Linked DNA regions of Homo sapiens: region 2 is linked to region 1. Evidence: chromatin loops called from intact Hi-C (ENCODE). Cell type or tissue: PC-9. All regions are shown on one strand. Links, peaks and the distances in the headings refer to the core of each region. The heading gives the core; the rest is flanking DNA.

The links. Hi-C counts contacts between places; a loop is a spot of excess contacts. Peaks named below come from ENCODE experiments on the same cell type or tissue, not always from the same donor. Only the 100,000 strongest peaks of a DNase experiment are listed, where the experiment ranks them.
Region 2: a loop joins it to region 1, with 14 times the contacts of the local background. A loop is called at or near these places in 3 of 110 quality-filtered maps.

What each region holds. Positions count from the first base shown.
Region 1 is chr10:125,260,163-125,269,008 of GRCh38, reverse strand. It overlaps LOC105378542 (a long non-coding RNA gene), which reads right to left and starts at 5,912. Exons shown (of 3, transcript XR_946435.2): 1 at 5,829-5,912; 2 at 5,562-5,665. RefSeq lists enhancers at 1,498-1,997, 1,998-2,499, 5,095-5,389, 4,735-5,934. In PC-9, for the core only: no CTCF peak of the experiment used is centred there; DNase peaks (open chromatin) are centred at 3,948 and 5,268; H3K4me3 peaks cover 1,244 bases; H3K27ac peaks cover 3,327 bases.
Region 2 is chr10:125,197,517-125,206,362 of GRCh38, reverse strand. No RefSeq gene overlaps it. Among named protein-coding and RNA genes, the nearest start is that of CTBP2, 41 kb to the right of the region's middle. RefSeq lists an enhancer at 4,538-4,657. In PC-9, for the core only: no CTCF peak of the experiment used is centred there; DNase peaks (open chromatin) are centred at 4,192 and 5,152; H3K4me3 peaks cover 1,453 bases; H3K27ac peaks cover 2,917 bases.

The DNA.
Region 1 (8,846 bases), core at 277-8,276:
AACACTTCAGGACTTTAGTCTAGACAGAGATTTTATGGCTAATATCTCAAACGCATGGGCAACGAAAACAAAAAATAGACAAACGGACTATACTAAGGTAAGAAGCTTCTGCACAGGAAAGGAAACCATCAACAGAGTGAAGAGACAACCTGTGAGTGGGAGAAAGCATTTGCTGCATCTGGCAGGGAATAATTCCCAGAATACACAAGGAACTCAAACAACTCAACAGTAAAAAACCCAATGACCCTATTAAAAAGTGGGCAAAAGGACGGGTGCAGTGGCTCATGCCTGTAAGCCCAGCATTTTGGGAGGCTGAGGCAGGCGGATCACAAGGTCAGGAGATCGAGACCATCCTGGCTAACACGGTGAAACCCCGTCTCTACTAAAAATACAAAAAAATTAGCCAGGTGTGGTGGCGTGCACCTGTAGTCCCAGCCGCTGGGGAGGCTGAGGCAGGAGAATGGCGTGAACCTGGGAGGCGGAGCTTGCAGTGAGCCGAGATTGCACCACTGCACTCCAGCCTGGGTGACAGAGCAAGACTCCGACTCAAAAAAAAAAAAAAGAAAAAAAAGTGGGCAAAAGACATGAATAGGCATTTCTCAAAAGAAGACATACAAATGGCCGACAGCTATATGAAAAAATGCTCATCGGCACTAATCATCAGGGAAATGCAACTCAATACCACAATGAGATATCATCTCACCCCAGCCAGAATGGCTATTTAAAAGGACAAAAACTAACAGGGATGCTGGTAAGGATGCAGAGAAAAGGGAACTCTTAATACACTGTTAGAAAGAATGTCAATTAGTACAGTCACTATGGAAAACAGTATGGAGATGATGTCTCAAAAACTAAAAATAGGACTACCGTGTAAGCCAGCAATCCCACTACTGGGTATTTATTCAAATGGGAAAAAAAGCCAGTATATCAAAGGATACCTGTGCTCCCATACAGCACAATTCACCATAGCAAAAATATGGACTCAATCTAAGTGTCCATCAAGGGATAAATGGATAAAGAAATGTGGTCTAGATGCAGAATGGAATACATTCAGCCATGAAAATAATGAAATCTTGTCATTTGTAGCAACTGTGGATGGAGCTGGAGGCCATTATGTTAAGTAAAATAAGCCAGGCACAGAAAGACAAATACTGCACATTCTCACTTACATGTTGGAGGAAAAAAGAAAGAAAAAGAAAAAAAAAAACCACATGGATCGTATGGAGGTAGAGAGTAGAATAGTGGTTGCCAGAGGCTGAGAAGTGGGGAGAGGATGAAAAAAGGTTGGGCAATAGTTACAAAAATGCAGTTAGATAGAAGGAATCAGTTCTAATGTTCAATAGCATACCAGGGTTATATATTTCAAAACAGACAGAAGAGAGAACTTGAAATGTTCCCCGCATATAGAAATGATAAATACTTGAGGTGATGGACACCCTAAATACCCTGACTTATCATTCCACATTCAATGCATGTAAAAATAACACATGCACCCCTAAATATGTGCAAATATTATGTATCGATGAAAAAAGAAATCTCCCCGCTACATTGAGGAATTTACATCTCGGCTTAGTGGGGTTCCCAGTAAAAACTCAGCACTTGCTGGTCCGCTCCGATCCCACCCTTGTGCTCCCCACAACTGACTCCTGGCAAGTTTTGGAGCGAGATGGCGGCAGAGTTCAGGGTAGGAGGGGAAGGTCGATTTGGTTATCTGACAGCAGTATGGTGCTTTCTAGAGCAGGGCTCGATGTGCCTTATTTCTTCAGCAGGAAGGCCTCGAGGGAGCGGTGCCCATGAAGCTATCGCCCACCTCCCCAGAACTTCGGTGCGGAGTCCTCAAGGGCCAGGAGATGCCCACCGTCAGCACCCACTGCCAGGGGCTTCACACTCCACACAGCACCCCAGACCAAAGGGATCCATTGTGAAGTCCACCTTTTTATTCTTCTCGGTAGTGGCAGCAGGCCAGGGAGGCTTGCCTGGAAGCCTCAAGAAGCAGTTTTGCCCGCAGCGTCTCAGTGGAAGGATGAACCCAGGCAGGAGCCAAGGACATGTCAATGTCCCCCCAGGGCCAGCTCTGCCAGGTGTCTTGACACTCAGCTGACAGCCCAATGGGATCCTGCTTCCCTTCCGTACAAATTACAGCGTGACACAGGAGACCTCGCCTGAGCTCCTACACCATCGCCAGCACTTCATATTTCCAGGGCGGGCGTGGGGAAGCCAGACGTCCACCCCCATTCGGGGCTCTTGCTGGTTAGAAACTAGAACTCGGCAGTATCCTGAGACATTGTCAGACTCCACCCTGAGGCGGGGCTGCCACTGCCCATGGAAAGAAGGAGGTGTCAACGAGGGATCCGCAGTCACCATCCTCTAAGCAGATGCACCGTCCAAGGCATGGGGTCCCCCAAGCCAATCGGGCTTAACATGAGGAAAGCAGCTCAGTGTCCATTTGACAAGACAGCTTCAAAGCTGACTCATTCTGATTTTTTTGTTGTATCTATTCCAAAAGCTAGTAAAATTAGTTCTCTCTCCTATACACACACACATGCACACATGGACAGAAATACTATTTCTTGGGACATGGCTGGCATATAGGTTGTACCAAAGAGTAGAGTTACAGGCTGGGCCCAGTGGCTCATGCCTGTAATCCCAGCATTTTGGGAGGCCGAGGCAGGTGGATCATTTGAGGTCAGGAGTTCAAGACCAGCCTGGCCAACATGGTGAAACCCTTTCTCTACTAAAACTACAAAAATTAGCCAGGCCATAGTGGCACGTGCCTGTAATCCCAGCTACTCGGGAGGCTGAGGCAGGAGAATCGCTTGGGCCTGGGAGGCAGAGGTTGCAGTGAGCTGAGATCATGCCACTCACTGCACTCCAGTCTGGGCAAGAGAGTGAGACCGTGTCTCAAAAAAAAAAAAAAAAAAAAAGTAGAGTTACAATATGAAATACAGGACCTTCAGTTAAATTTTAATTTCAGATATTTTAATTTCAGATAAACAATGAATAATTTTTTTGTCTAAGCATATCCCAAATATTGCATGGGTCATACTTACACTATAAAATCTTTTGTTGTTTTTCTGAAGTTCAAATTTTACTGGGCATTCTGTATTTTTATTTGCTGAATCTGGCAACCCTACCAAAAACCCACTCATTCCAGGCATAGTGCAGATGTGGCCACAGAGGGGGCGGGTGCTGGGAAACCATGCCTCAGGGCCTGGCTCCCACAGCGGCCCATTGAGAAGTGTCTGCCTCCCATTCCTGGCCTGTCCATCCTGGGGTACCTGAGCCCGGGTAAGATCAGAATGGGAAAGATGCTGCCGAAGGGCGGCCACAGTCCTGTTGCTGAAATGCTCCATCCTTAGCTGTCTGCATCTCCCCACTCTGTTTCTGCATCTGTACCCTGACCCCCTTCTCACCTCCCGGACACTGCATCATTTGCCTGGTCCTTACCCCTCTGGAAGACCCCTGCCCTCCGCATTCAGATGACTCCACACACTCCCAGTGGTCACCCCCTCCTCACAGGACCCACCTGGGGTGTCTCTCCACCTCCAGCCTCACCCTACAACTGCTGCTCAGCTGTGCTTCCTAAGGCACAGCTGGTTCTCATCGTGCCACTCCCTCCCCTGCTCCGTAGCCTGCTCTGGTTCCCTGCTGCTCGCCAGGTGATTCCTTAGCCTGGCATCCAAGCTCACTCCAACCGTACTCACCCTCCCTGGATTCTCTCTCTTTCCCTCCCCTGCACCCCTCCCTGCCTGTTCCCTCATTACACTCTGCCGGGGGTGCCCCGGGCTCCTCTTCTCCAGGGACCGGGCTCTACACATTTGTCAAAGCCCAGGACACTTTCCTTCCCTGCACTTACTGCTCTCCGCACAGTGTCCCTTCCAGGTACTTGTTGGCTCGCTCATTGTCTGCCTCTGCACGTCACCTCTGCTATTTCACAAGCTCCATAAGAGCAGAGACCTGGTAGCCCCAGGCTTGCAGGAAGTAGGGAGCTGCAAGAGGTGTGCTCGGGAAATGCTGTTGCCAAATAAATAAAATGCCACTTCTTCCAAGAAGCCCTCTCAGATTTCCCCCAGCTGCCTGTGATCCCTCCATGTTCAGAACCCATGTGGCACTGGAGCAGTGCTGTGTAGTGCACTGATCATTTCTAACTTTTATTTCTTTTCTAGACAAAGTTTTGCTCTTGTCACCCAGGCTGGAGTGCAGTGGTGCACTATCTCAGCTCACTGCAACCTCTGCCTCCTAGGTTCAAGCGATTCTCCTGCCTCAGCCTCCCGAGTAGCTGGGATTACAGGCACCCGCCACCACGCCCAGCTAATTTTTGTATTTTTAGTAAAGACGGGGTTTCACCATGTTGGCCACAGTGGTCTCAAACTCCTGACCTCAGGTGATCTGCCCACCTCAGCCTCCCAAAAGTGCTGGGATCACAGGTATGAGCCACCACACCCGGCCCCATCATTTCTAACTTAGATTATAGAGTTTGTCTTATTCCTCCTGCTAGACTGCAAGTCCCTGGAGGGCAGAACTCAAGCCTTACTTGCTGCATTCTGTGCAGATTGTATGAACAAATGCATTTGTGAAAGCATGAACAAGTATAGGAAATTGGGCAATGGCCCAGGGGCCTGCAGAAGGCCTTGTGTAAGGCCATCAGGTTTCAAGCTCCCAGCACCAGCTCTCCCCAAACAAGCCCCTGCCTTTTTCCCCAGGGTGTCTGGGATCCAGACCCCTGGTTCATCCCCTAGAGCTTCCAGTGCTGCCCCAGCCTGCGTCCCAGCAGCTGCACCCTGGGAGTAGGGAATCCCAACTCCACCATGACCTACTCAGGGTAGAAGCAAGGCTGTGTTTGAGGAGGCACTGCCACCTGGCCCACAGCTAGAAGCCCACCCAATGCCAGGATGGGGCTCAGTGTGGCTATAAAGGGGAGCAACAGGCAGGGAAGACCCAGGAGCGGGAGGCACTAGGGTTTGGATGCAGAGAGGGTGCTCGGACTGAGCTTTCTCTGGGATCCATCTTGGAGTGTTTTGGGGGATGTATCCCCTCCCCACCCCTGCCACCAAGACCACCCAGCAGTTCCTGCAACAACACGACCCTAACAGTTATGGGAATTTAAGAGGAAGATGACCAAGATCTTCTCTCCATTCTTTCCCCAATTCATTCATTCAACAAATATTTACTGAGCGATGACCTGCCAGGAAGGAATGCCATCCACGCACCAGATACCTTAGGTATGTTGTCACTAATTCACACCTCCGCTCATTCTACAGGAAATGGAGGTTTGGAAAAATGATGCAACGTGGCTGAGGCCACCAGGTGAGTGTGTCCAGGCCAGTCCAATTCCTGCATACTTATTCAATGTCCCCCGTACCTCTTATTAGTTTTTTATTGTGTTTTGTTCAAGAAAACGCATGTCTTTGTATGCTCCCCAAGTACATCTAGCTATAGGTTTCAAACTAAGAGGAGAACGCTCTTTCAGTCATTCAGCAAACAGTTTCTGATGCCAACTGTGCATCAGGTCCTGAGGGTAACCCACCGGGATGCCTCTAAAGATAAACAAGACCTGTCACCTCTGACAGAGTTCACAGTCAGTGGAACAGTGGACGGAACAGCAACGCAAAGTGAGCCATCACTGCGCCGTCATCCTGGCTCTTGGACTTTTCTTCTCACTCATCTGCAAGGTCAGAATAAAAATAATAAGTGTGTAACCTTCAATCCAACATGCCACACGCAGACAGACTGCACACCCACTCACCCCCGCCGACACACACACACACACACACACAAAATGAAAAGAAACACTTTATGTTGCAATGAGCATCGTTTTGTTTTCATACCTGTTTCATTTTTTCCCGTCACAGCCTACGGTTTTCCTATTGTCTCTTTTCACCTCCCTTCCTTTCCATGTTTCCCTGACATGACAACCCTGTGAGAAGAACACTGGAATCATCAGCCTGCATGAGAGGTATCATTAGAAGTGCATTGATATTATTGAAGGCAGGGCTCATTAAAACAAAATAATAAAGATCCAGATGATAGCAGGGAAAGCAGGTTGTCTGGGTGCCACTGCACAAAATACTTCATTAGTGTTCCTAATTAAACTAACAACTGTCACGAAATAAAAATATCACACCCCCTAAGATCTGCCTGCTTATCCGGTGCTGTTCTAGTTGAAAAGCCCCCATGTCTACTTCACTGTGATCCCTTTCTGAAATAATTGGTGTGGTTTGATTGATAATGCAGATTCCTCTTTAAAGGAAAACACACTATTTTTCATAATCAGAGCTGGAATGCATAATGAGCAGGCTGGTGATGCCTTCAGCATCAGGTCTGTCAAAGCGCACAGTTATTTCCATATTGATGCAAACTAAGATATTACGCTCCCTCATTACGTTGACGTGGCACATCTTTCAACAGTCAGCTCCAAATCATACATTCCTTGCAAACAAAATTACCTTCATTTTCTCCTTTGGTTCAGCGGAGCTAGCAGTTAAAATGTGCCCTAACAAGCTAATCAACTAATTTTTAGAATATGTTGGAACCGTTTAATATTCTAAAAGAAAACAAGAAAAAGTTGCTAATGGGTCTGCAGGCATAAACAGAAATAAATAGACAACTGGTTCATTGAGCATTAGCATACTTAAGTTTGAGCCAGTCACGGTGGAATTCATTTTGCAAGTCAAAAAAGCAGTATCTATTTGTATCCATAAGCCAAACAACTTCATTTACTCGGTACATACTTGAGCAGATAACCTTGGAGTGAAGGTAACAAGGAGAAAGAATTCTTTTGAAGAGTGGTGTGTTCTCTCAGAGCGGGGAGTGAGGGGCTGAGAGAGGAGACATGGCTCAGAGAGGGGCTGAGCTTTGCATTCTAGGGTTGGCCTGCTCGCTCTGCAGGGAAGAAATGCTCAGCTGTGTCTAGGGGTGGTCCAAGAGCTCAGAGGGACCCAAAGCCAAGTGCATCCCAAGGGAGATGACAAACGACTGTTTCTATGGTGGCCATCAGTGAAGGAGCCTTGGAAAGCACCTGTTGAGGGCCTACACCTGGGGCTGTCCCGGACTGGTTGAGAGGAGCAAGCAGGCCCAGACAAACCTGGGTTTGCATCTGTATTAGTCCACTTTCATGCTGCTGATCAAGACATAACTGAGACTGCATAATTTATAAAGAAAAAGAGGTTTAATGAACTCACAGCTCCACGTGGCTGGGGAGGCCTCACAATCATGGCAGAAGGTGAAAGGCACGTCTTACATGGCATCAGGAAAGAGAGAATGAGAGACCAAGCAAAAGGGGAAACCCCTTAGAAAACCATCAGATCTCATGAGACTACATGAGAACAGTATGGGGGAAACCACCTCCATGATTCATTTATCTCCCACTCGCCCCTCCTACAACACATGGGGATTATTACAATTTAAGGTGAGATTTGGATGGGGACACAGAGCCAAACCATATGACCACCCCAGAGCCACTGGGATGGCACCAGCTGTTGGACCTTGGGTAGGTGTGCCTGAGTGTCCTCACTGTGAAGGCAAAGGAGGGGTAAATGGCTCCTCCTCATAGGGCTGGAGTGTGGGTTAAGCGTAGTAGTAGATACAAAAGGTTGGGCACGTGGCAAGCTCTACTTGGGGGTCAGCTATTATTCCCACTCTTCCTCCATGGGGAACCTAAGACCCTGCTCTCCAGGCAAGCCCAACTCCCCTCCAATCCCAAACTTCTCTATGGGGTCCCACCTTCCTGGCTTTGTTCACACACACCCTCCTCCCGGCCTGACCTGCCGTTCCTCCCTCACCATCTTCCACCACCTGGATCCTGCCCATCTTCACCTTTCGAGGCCCTTCTCAAAGAGACTGACACCCCAAAGCCTTCCTTGATCCCCACTTAACACACTTACCAGCAGGCACAGTTTCCTCTTTGAAGGCGATGTCAAATTTCATCAAGATCGCACAAACAACTGTCTCCATTGAGCCTCAGGGATGGGAATGGAGTCTTGTTTCTTTGGAGTCAACATTAGACATGGTGCCCAACACATAGTAGATACTCACTTCATGTTTGCCAGATGGACATATGAATGGACGAACAGACAGATGGGTGGATGGATGAATGGGCAGTAATTTACCATTTTTTTTTCTTTATGAGATGGAGTCTCTCTCTGTCGCCCAGGCTGGAGTGCAGTGGCACGATCTCAGCTCACTGCAACCTCCGCCTCCCGGATTCAAGCAATTCTCCTGCCTCAGCCTCCCAAGTAGCTGGGACTACAGGCACGTGCCACCATGCCCAGCTAATTTTTTGTATTTTTCGTAGAGACGGGGTTTCACCGCGTTAGCCAGGATGGTCTCAATCTCTTGACCTTGTGATCCACCCACCTCAGCCTCCCAAAGTGCTGGGACTACAGGCGTGAGCCACTGTGCCCGGCCAGTAATTTACATTTTTATTATGACCCTTCCCATGTTTCTCACTGGCTGACGGTCATTGATATATATATTTTCATCCCTCGCTATGCTGTGCTGTCCTCAGGAGGCTGCCCCACCCCATCCTATGTACACATTTTGGTCCCTGTGCCTAGCGTGCCTGCGCCATGCCACTGAGGACCTACCACTACTGGAATGCATGGTGTGCTGGTGCCATTACCTGTGTGCAGTGTGATATTCAACATTTTTAACAGCCTGTAGGGCACTGATATGGACAATGGGACAGATGTTAGCAAATACGACGAAGAGAGGTATGCTGGCTCCTTTCCAACCTACCGTGGTTTGAATGTGCCCCCTCCAAACCTCAGGTGCTGCCAATGTGGTCGTATTAAGAGGTGGGGCCTTTAAGAGTTGATTAGGTCATTGAGAGCTCCTCCCTTCATCTA
Region 2 (8,846 bases), core at 523-8,522, 63 kb after region 1:
CACTAAAAGTACAAAAATTAGCATGGTGGTGGGTGCCTGTAATCCCAGCTACTCGGGAGGCTGAGGCAAGAGAATTCCTTGAACCTGGGAGGCAGAGGTTGCAGTGAGCCGAGATCGTGCCACTGCACTCCAGGCTGGGTGACAGAGCAAGACTCCATCTGGAAGAAAAAAAGAAAGGAAGAAAAAAAGAAAGAGAGAAAAAAGAAAAACAATCCTGCACCATAGATTTGTAAAAGTAGAAGAGGTCTTTCCAACACATTTAATCAGGAGTTTTCCTGAAGAAAGCAGCATTTGCAATGGGGCCAAAGGGGTGAGAAGGATCTCACGGTGGAAAGGGGTAGAGCTGCAGCTGGAACGAGCCCTCTAAGCAAAGGGTCAAAGGCAGGAAGGGACACTCCAGGATCGGCAGACAGTCCTGCTTGGCTGTGTGAGGAAAGGGTGGAGGAGCTGCCTGGAAGGAAAGACCAGGAGGACAAGGCCAAGGGCCTGCAAGGACTCCTCACCAAGAGATGACATCTGAGCTACAGTCCAACAGAGGGCCTACCAGAGAGCCCCATCTCTCACCATCTTCTGCCATCCCAAATTTCTGGCTGTCCCTGATATGCCAAGTTGCTGTCACCTCCAGGCCAGTCCTGGACCTGGACATCCTGTTCCACCAGCTTACACTTAGGTCCAGGTGCAGTGGCAGCCCCCACAGCAAGCCTTCCCTGTCCAGCCTCCCCACCTGACAAAGGTGCCTGCCCTGTGCCCCTTCCCTCTGGGCAGCATCCCTCTCGTGTGGTTGGAGTCTGTCTACGGGGGTCTCACCAGAGTCACCTGCAGGGATTGTCCTAGGCCCAGAGGCTGGAGCTGGACTGTGCACACCTATCCAGCATCTCAGGTGATTCCATGGATGCTCAGGTTTGGAAATCAGTGCACTTAGTCCTTAAAGGAAGGACCCTGTTTTCACAATAAGAAAAGCTGGCCAGAGGGAGGGAGAGCATCAGGACTAACAGCTAATGCATGCAGGGCTTAATACCTAGGTGATGGGTTGATAGGTTCAGTAAACCACCATGGGACACGTTTACCTATGTAACAAGCCTGCACATTCTACACATGTATCGTGGAACCTAAAAGAAATTAATTTTTTTTTTAAAGCTGGCATTTACTGAGTATCTACTAAGTACTGAGCACTGTTCTAAGCACTTTACACCTGGTTACTGTAATCCACATGACAGCTCATTATTACCCCCAATTTACAGGTGAGGGCACTGAGGCCCAAGCAAGTCACCCGAGCAAACCACCCTGTGGCTCTATCACAGTCCCAGCAGGGAAGAGATACCACTCAAAGTCATTATTTGAGAGGCGTTTATTGAAGGGGGGATTTACGGAAGTGGAAGCAAGGTGTAAGGGAACCAAGAAGGGATGGGATAGTCTCCTCGGGCCAGTGACAGCAGGGGACTCTGCCCATTCCTGGCCTGCAGAAGTAAGGGGTGACAGTGAAAGCCATGGTGTTCAGTGAAAGGTGCAGCCAGTCCCTGACAACCAGCTGGCAGGGAGCTGAAGAAAGATCACCCCTCCCCACTCTCCTACTGTCTCCCATCCCTTGTCAGTGTCTCCTATCGGCTAAACTCAACTAGAAGCAGAGGTCCAGGAAGTCCATGATATGGGCCACGCAGGTCAGCCTCCAGGGCGTGAAATAGAATCCAGAAGGAGTCTGGAGGAGTAGCCAGAGCCCTGGCACCATCCCACAGCCAGTAAGGGGCAGAGGGAGCTGGATTGAACCACATCCTTCATCACTGCCCCATCCCACAGCCAGTAAGGGGCAGAGGGAGCTGGATTGAACCACATCCTTCATCACTGCCCCACCCCACCCTGGCATCTCCAGGAGCATGTGACGTGTGGCCCAGCGTGGGCTCTCAGCACCTTTTGTTAAATGCACCTTTTGAGTAAATGAATGAATTCATGCACTGCAGGTATAATGCCTGTGGATACTGGAATCAGGCCTGGGTTTGAACTCTAGCTTCCTTGCTTAGGAATGGGTGACCTTGTACAACTCACTTCATCTCTCTGAGCCTGTTTCCTCGTCTGTAAATGGTAGGTAATCATAGCACCTGCCTCGCTTCCCTGAGGTAAGAAGAACTTGAGATAATGCATGTAAGTGCCAAGCACCAAGCATCAATAAATGCTAACTACTGTTGTTATTGCTGATATGGTACATAATTGAATGCATGTACTGTTTTTGGGATACAGACTTAGGAAGCCTAGTCATTTGCTATACTCATCTGATATTTGGCAGAGGGGAGGTGGGGAGAGAGGTTGAGAAGGGCAGGTAGAAGGATTTTCCTTGGCATCACGGCCAGCAAGTTTGGCCACCCTTTGTGTTCTTGTTCTGTGTATGAAGAGCCCCCTCTGACTTCATTAGTCATGAGTGCAGCAGCAAGCAATAAGTTAATTTCTAACTGTGGTACTTGATAAATTTTCCATTTACCTCATTAGTTTTTACAGCCTGCAATATTTGTGAGAACACTTCCAATTAACCATATGGGAAGCTTCAGTATGGAATCACAACAATTTTTTAAAATGTGTTATTTAACCAAATAAGAATCACAGTCCCCAGAAATAAAAATGCTAGAAACCAGCAATTGATTCCCTGGGAAGGTATTTCCAGGAGGTTGTTGGTCGGGATTCTGAAAGGGGTTCACCTGGAGAGGAAGAGGCTGACCTGGACACTCCCCCTGCATCCCCAAAGGGAGTTCTGGGAGGGCTCCCACAGGGGAAGGGCTCCTGGCACCAAAGCCAGAGCACGTGACTGGGTGTCTGGAGGGCCCGTTCTGAAATCTCACCTATAGCATAGCTGTATGTGCTCCTCCTTGATTTAGCTATTAAGCATTCCTCAACTTCTTTTATTTTTTTTTTATTTTTTTTTATTTTGAGACAGTCTCAGTCCATTGTCCAGGCTGGAATGCAGTGGCACGATCATAGTTCACTACACCCTCAATATCCCGGGCTCAAGGGAACCTGCTACCTCAGCCTCCTGAGTAGCTGGGACCACAGGCATGTGTCACCATGCCCGACTGATTTTTTTTTTTTTTTATGGAATTTCGCTCTTGTTGCCCAGGCTGGAGTGCAATGGCGCGATCTTGGCTCACTGCAACCACCGCCTCCCAGGTTCAAGCAATTCTCCTGCCTCAGCCTCCCAAGTAGCTAGGATTACAGGCATGTGCCACCACACCGGGCTAATTTTGTATTTTTATGGGGTTTCTCCATGTTGGTCAGGCTGGTCTTGAACTCCTGACCTCAGGTGATCCACACACCTTGGCCTCCCAAAGTGCTGGGATTACAGGCATGAGCCTCCGTGCCCAGCCTGATTCTTTTTTTATATTCAGCAGAGATAGGGTCTCACTATATTACCCCGGCTGGTCTCAAACTCCTGAGCTCAAGCAGTCCCCCGACCTTGGCCTCCCAAAGTGCTGTGATTATAAGTGTGAGCAACTACACCTGGCCTCAACTTCTTTTCTTTGTTTTGTTTGGTTTAGTTTGAGACAGGGTCTCACTCTGTCACCCAGACTGGAGCGCAGTGGTGCAATCACAGCTCACTGCAACCTCAAGCTCCTGGGCTCAAGCAATCTTCCTATCTCAGCCTCCTGAGTGGCTGGGACTACAGGCATATACCACCATGCCCTGCTATTTTTTTACTTTTTGTAGAGACAGGGTCTCACTATGTTGCCCAGGCTGGTCTCCTGCCTTGGCCTCCCAAAGTGCTGGGGTTATAGGTGTGAGCCAGCATGCCTGGCCCTCTTTTCTTCATTGATGATCACCAGAAGCCTGTGAGATGGGAAGTGGTCTTCCTGTTTCATAGCTAATGGGACCAAGGACCGGAGGGATTCCAAGACTGCCAACGAAAGTGCATGACCCCGCTGGGGCTCAGGCCAGGTTTTCTGAAGCTGACTCCTACAGACTGGGGACTCACTCCATACTCAGGCCTTTCCTAGGGGCCGTGATTGGGCTACCTGCACATTCTCTGGGATGAACCTCCCAGGCCTCGGGCTGAGCTTATGGCTAAGGCTGGGCCATCAGATATGTCATTCCCCTGATGCCAAGAGTGGTCCAAGCCATAGGCAGAGGCTCCAAATGTGTCCCCAGAAGTCTGCATCCTGGAATCAGGAGAAAGGCATTCAGAATTCTGTCCTGGGGCTAAGTGGGAGAAGCAAATCCAGAAATACCAGCAGCCACATTCTTGACCATGAAAGAGAATTTGGCCTGCGGTAGGAGGTGGCGACACCAGCATGCAGAGAAGCCAGCAGATGTGGGGTGAAGTGTGGGTGTGAGGAGGGGAACAAGAGACAACAACTGCCAAGCTGATGATGCCCCTGATCCCTGGGGCCAGCTCCATCCCTGCCTATGCCAGTAAGTCCCCCGGCCACCCAGGCTAGCTTGAGTAGGGTTTCTGTCACTGCAACCAAGTAACAGAACCGAAGTCTCAGTTTCCTCATTTATAAACTAACTTAGGGAGATGAGATCAGCTGGTTTTTGTTTTGTTTTGTTTTGTTTTTGAGAAAGAGTCTCGCTCTGTTGCCCAGGCTGGAGTGCAGTGGCACGATCTCGGCTCACTGCAAGCTCCGCCTCCTGGGTTCAAGCAATTCTCTGCCTCAGTCTCCCTCATAGCTGAGATTACAGGCACCCACCACCACGCCTGGCTAATTTTTTTTTTATTTTTATTTTTAGTAGAGACGGGGTTTCACCATCTTGGCCAGGCTGAGATCAGCTGTTTTCAAACTGCCTCCAGAGCACTGGGAAGACCCACAGGCTGGGGGATAGGATGGAGGGGGATACCTGGGGTTCCCAACCCCACGTTGGGCTTCTGAGCAAAGTGTTCTTGGATTCTGAGTCTAAACAAAGTGTAAAAACCACAGGCTCAGGTGACTCATTCAGCTGAACTCTCGGCTTTCACACATTGGCCCCAGGAAAAACCTGGGATTTAGCCCCGTGGGCACCTCTGTCCATGGTTCCATTGACGTGGAACCGTGTCAGTGGTTCATGGGGGCTGGTCATGGGGGCTGCCCAGGTCCTTCCTCTTTCTCTCACTCTGTGCATGAGTTACTCAGAGCAGCTTTTCTGTTGTAGAACAAGGAGCGTGTGGACCTGCTGCTGACTCATTCTGTTTCTCTGCTCTGTCAAAGTGAACTCCTTCACCTGCAGAGTGGACAAAGATTCAGGTTTCTGGCCTCTGTCACTGTCTGCAGGTGCAGTGGCCCAGGCTCAGGACTGGCAGTTGAAAGACATGGGTCTGACTCAGACCTGGTGCAGCACTGAGACCATTAACCTACAAGAACAAAATGCCCAAGCCCAGGAGGCTTTATGAATTCAGATTTTTTTTTTTTGAGACAGGGTTGCACTCTGTTGCCCCATCCGTAATGCAGTGGTGTGATCATAGCTCACCGCAACCTCAAACTCCTGGGCTCAAGTGATCCTCACACATCAGCCTCCCAAAGCGCTGGAATTATAGGTATGAGCCACCACATCCAGCCTTCAGATTTTTCCCATCCCCAGAAGGAGATATCCAGCAACGGGTGAGATATGGACTTGTCCATGTTTTAACAATATCATCACTAAAGCCACAGGGCCCTCTGTCTTTCTGCCATGCCATCCTTAGTGTGATGGGTAGGGTCAACTGCCCATTTGCTCTCAGCTCCATTCTCTGCTCTGCCTTGTTTCAGAGAACTGCAGTTCCCAGGATTCTAGGGAGTTCAGCCAATGGGAGGCACTGATGGAGGATTGAAGGGCAGATGGAGTGAGTCGGGCATGTCTCTGCCTCCCTCTGTGCTTCCTGCAGCATCTCTGGCAGTGATTGAACCTCTGCTGTACGTAGCTCAAGCTCCCATCAGACACCACCCTGATGCTCCCAGCTCCTTCCAAGAGGCTCTCGGCTGTAACTTCAGATCCCAGCTCCAGCTTCTGGGTGCTTACTCCTTCCTCCTCTGTCCCTCCAGCCCTAGGAGTGTTAACAGTATCTGTAATTGCTGACCTCTTGGGGCAGGGGAGGTGCTTTGGCATTCCCCTTTGGCTTATCAGTCTTCCATCATCTATGTAAGCAATCACTGCATTAATTTCCTCTGTTTTAAACACCTAGAGTGGTTCCTGTCTCCTGGCTACACACCAGCTAATTAGCAGTCAACTTCAAATTTTGCTCTCATGGCTGTAAGATAGCTGCTGCAGCTCCAGTCATCACATACTCGCCACAAACACATTGAAAGTCAAAAAGAAAGACAGTTTCTCCTTGCTGGCTTCTTTTTGCCAGGGAAGTAGACCCTTTCCAGAATTGGGCAGGATTGAGTCAGTGCCCATGCTGCAGCTGGAAGAGAGGACAGAAAGGTGAGCAGCCAGCATTTTTAGCCCGTATAATGTGAGATGAGCTCTTCAAGCAAGACAAAGGGAGTTGGGCAATGGCTGCTGAGTAGCATCCAATCATGTCTGCCACATGCACTTTGAGCATGACCTTGCTCAAGTCACCTCCTGTCTCAGGGCCTCAGCCTCCTCATCTGCAAAATGGGGGACTTTGGTGAGATCAGTGCTTCAAACTGTGCTCTTTAGAGCCCTAAGGTTCGTAGGAGGTCCCTGTGGGGCCACTGCAGGGCCACTGTAGGGGTCAGGGAGTGCGGTCTGAGCAGGTAGGATCCTATCCCAACTTAAACAAGAACAGTTTCATTTGATCTTTTTGGAAACAAAAGAATTCTGCTGGATTCACTGATTATTAATGCCCCTAGCAGCCCTCTCAAGGACCCAGATTTAACGTTATAGATCAATTTATAAAAATGAGGAAATAACCAGGATGATGTTCTTGCTAAGAATGATCCATTAGCTTTGGGGGTTACTCATAATAAACTTTGGAGATTGATTAAGCTTCTTGGCTCTTTGCCAGCTACTAACCAATCTGCATGATGCTGCAGACTCTAGACATGAAGCGAAGACATTCTCCCTGAAATATTCTTGACTCTCTCTCTGTTCTCTTCAATTATGAGAAGGCAAATACTTTACATATATACAATTATTTTAAACTCTTTATCTTGCACAGAGGAATTGATCCTTGCAGGTCTTTCTTGCTGGCCTTGACACTGATGAATCGCATTAGAGATGGTCTCAGAAAGGGAAGACATGGCCCCTAATGGATGGCTCTTCTCATCTTAATTTTTCCCCTGGAGGGTCTTCTCCATCTGGAATCTTCCTTACTTCCCTTTGTGGATTTAACTCTGTAAATGCCATGCCAGCATCAACACCCACTTTATTTCTGTTGTTTGAAGGCCTCTTTTACATCAAAGGTTCAAAGGCACAGACTGAGAACAGCAAAACCCTAAGAAGCCTCCAGGCACTCATCAAGGCTCAGCCCTGCGCTGAGAAGAGCTGACACCATCTCACAGGTACCTTCAAGGATTATCTCTTAAACACCTACCCTGTGACCCACATGGTCAGAAAGCAATCCTAGGCCCTCAAATTGTTTCGCCGTTTCACATTCTCTTACTTGGATCTGTGGGTCCTTGAAGCTGTTCGGTTAGCACCTTGAATTCTGTCTGGCACAAATCAGACAATGCAAGTGATGTCATCCCCATGTTACAGATGAAGAACTGGAGGCCCAAATAGCTGAATGGCTAACTGTCTCGCCCAAGGTCACACAGGTAATAACAAGGTCAGCAGTTGCACTCAGCTCTGATAATTCCGAGTTGAATGCCCTAGCATGGGGTTTGACTCGTAGGAGATGCTCGATAGATTCCACTCTCTTTCCTCCTCCTCTCTTCCTCTGGACTATCTCTGTGGATTCAGCGCAGATGAAACAGGTGGGTCCAGGTGTGCCCGGCCTTCTGGCGACCTCACAGGATCTGCTGGGGCCTATGTTACAAGGCAGTTTTTCTGCATCAATTACCATATAAAATAGGAATATGGTCTCATTATGAACTATTCAAATAATACAGGTTAAAATAATACAAATAATACAACTCAAGTCCCCTCAGAACCTCACTTCCAATTCCAGACTCCTTTCCAAAGTAACTCCTGGCATTTGTACAGTGTGGATCTTTCCAGATTTGTTTCTATGAACTTATCAGTAGAAGCATATAAAACTATCGGCTGGGCACAGTGGCTCACGCCTGTAATCCCAGCCCTTTAGGAGGTCAAGGCAGGAGGATCACTTGAGTCCAGGAGTTCAAGACCAGCCTGGGCAATGTAGGGAGACCCCATCTCTATAAAATATTTTAAAAATTAGCTCAATGTGGTGATGCACACCTGTAGTCCCAGCTACTCAGGAAACTGAGGCAAGAGAATCGCCTGAACCCGGGAGGTCAAGGCTGCAGTGAGCTGTGATTGTGCCACTGCACTCCAGCCTGGGCGACAGAGTGAGACACCATCTCAAAAAATAAACAAATAAATATAAATATAAATAACAAGCATATAAAAATATCATTTAAAGAAATATGTAGTTGAGTTTTTTTATCTGCTGGGCTTTTATTAATTTAAACAGTATCATACTCTATGTATCTTTTGCAACTTGCTTTGCAGAATGTTCCAAATCACTGTGTACATATTGGCCTCATTTGTCTTTTTTCTACAGTTTAGTGGCCCAATCCTCAGTATGGATGTGTTGTTAATTTGTTTAACCAGTCCCTTATTGATGAACATACGGGTTTCTCCAGAGTCTCACATTAAAAACAATGCTGCAATGGACATCCTTGTCTTGGCTTCTTAAGCATGCATGAGTATTTCTCTGGAGAAAAAAAAAAAATGAGTATTTCTGTAGAAAAAAAAAAAAAGAAACTGTGCCAGGAGTTCCAGACCAGCCTGGACAACAAAGCAAGACCCCATCTCTACAAAAGGAA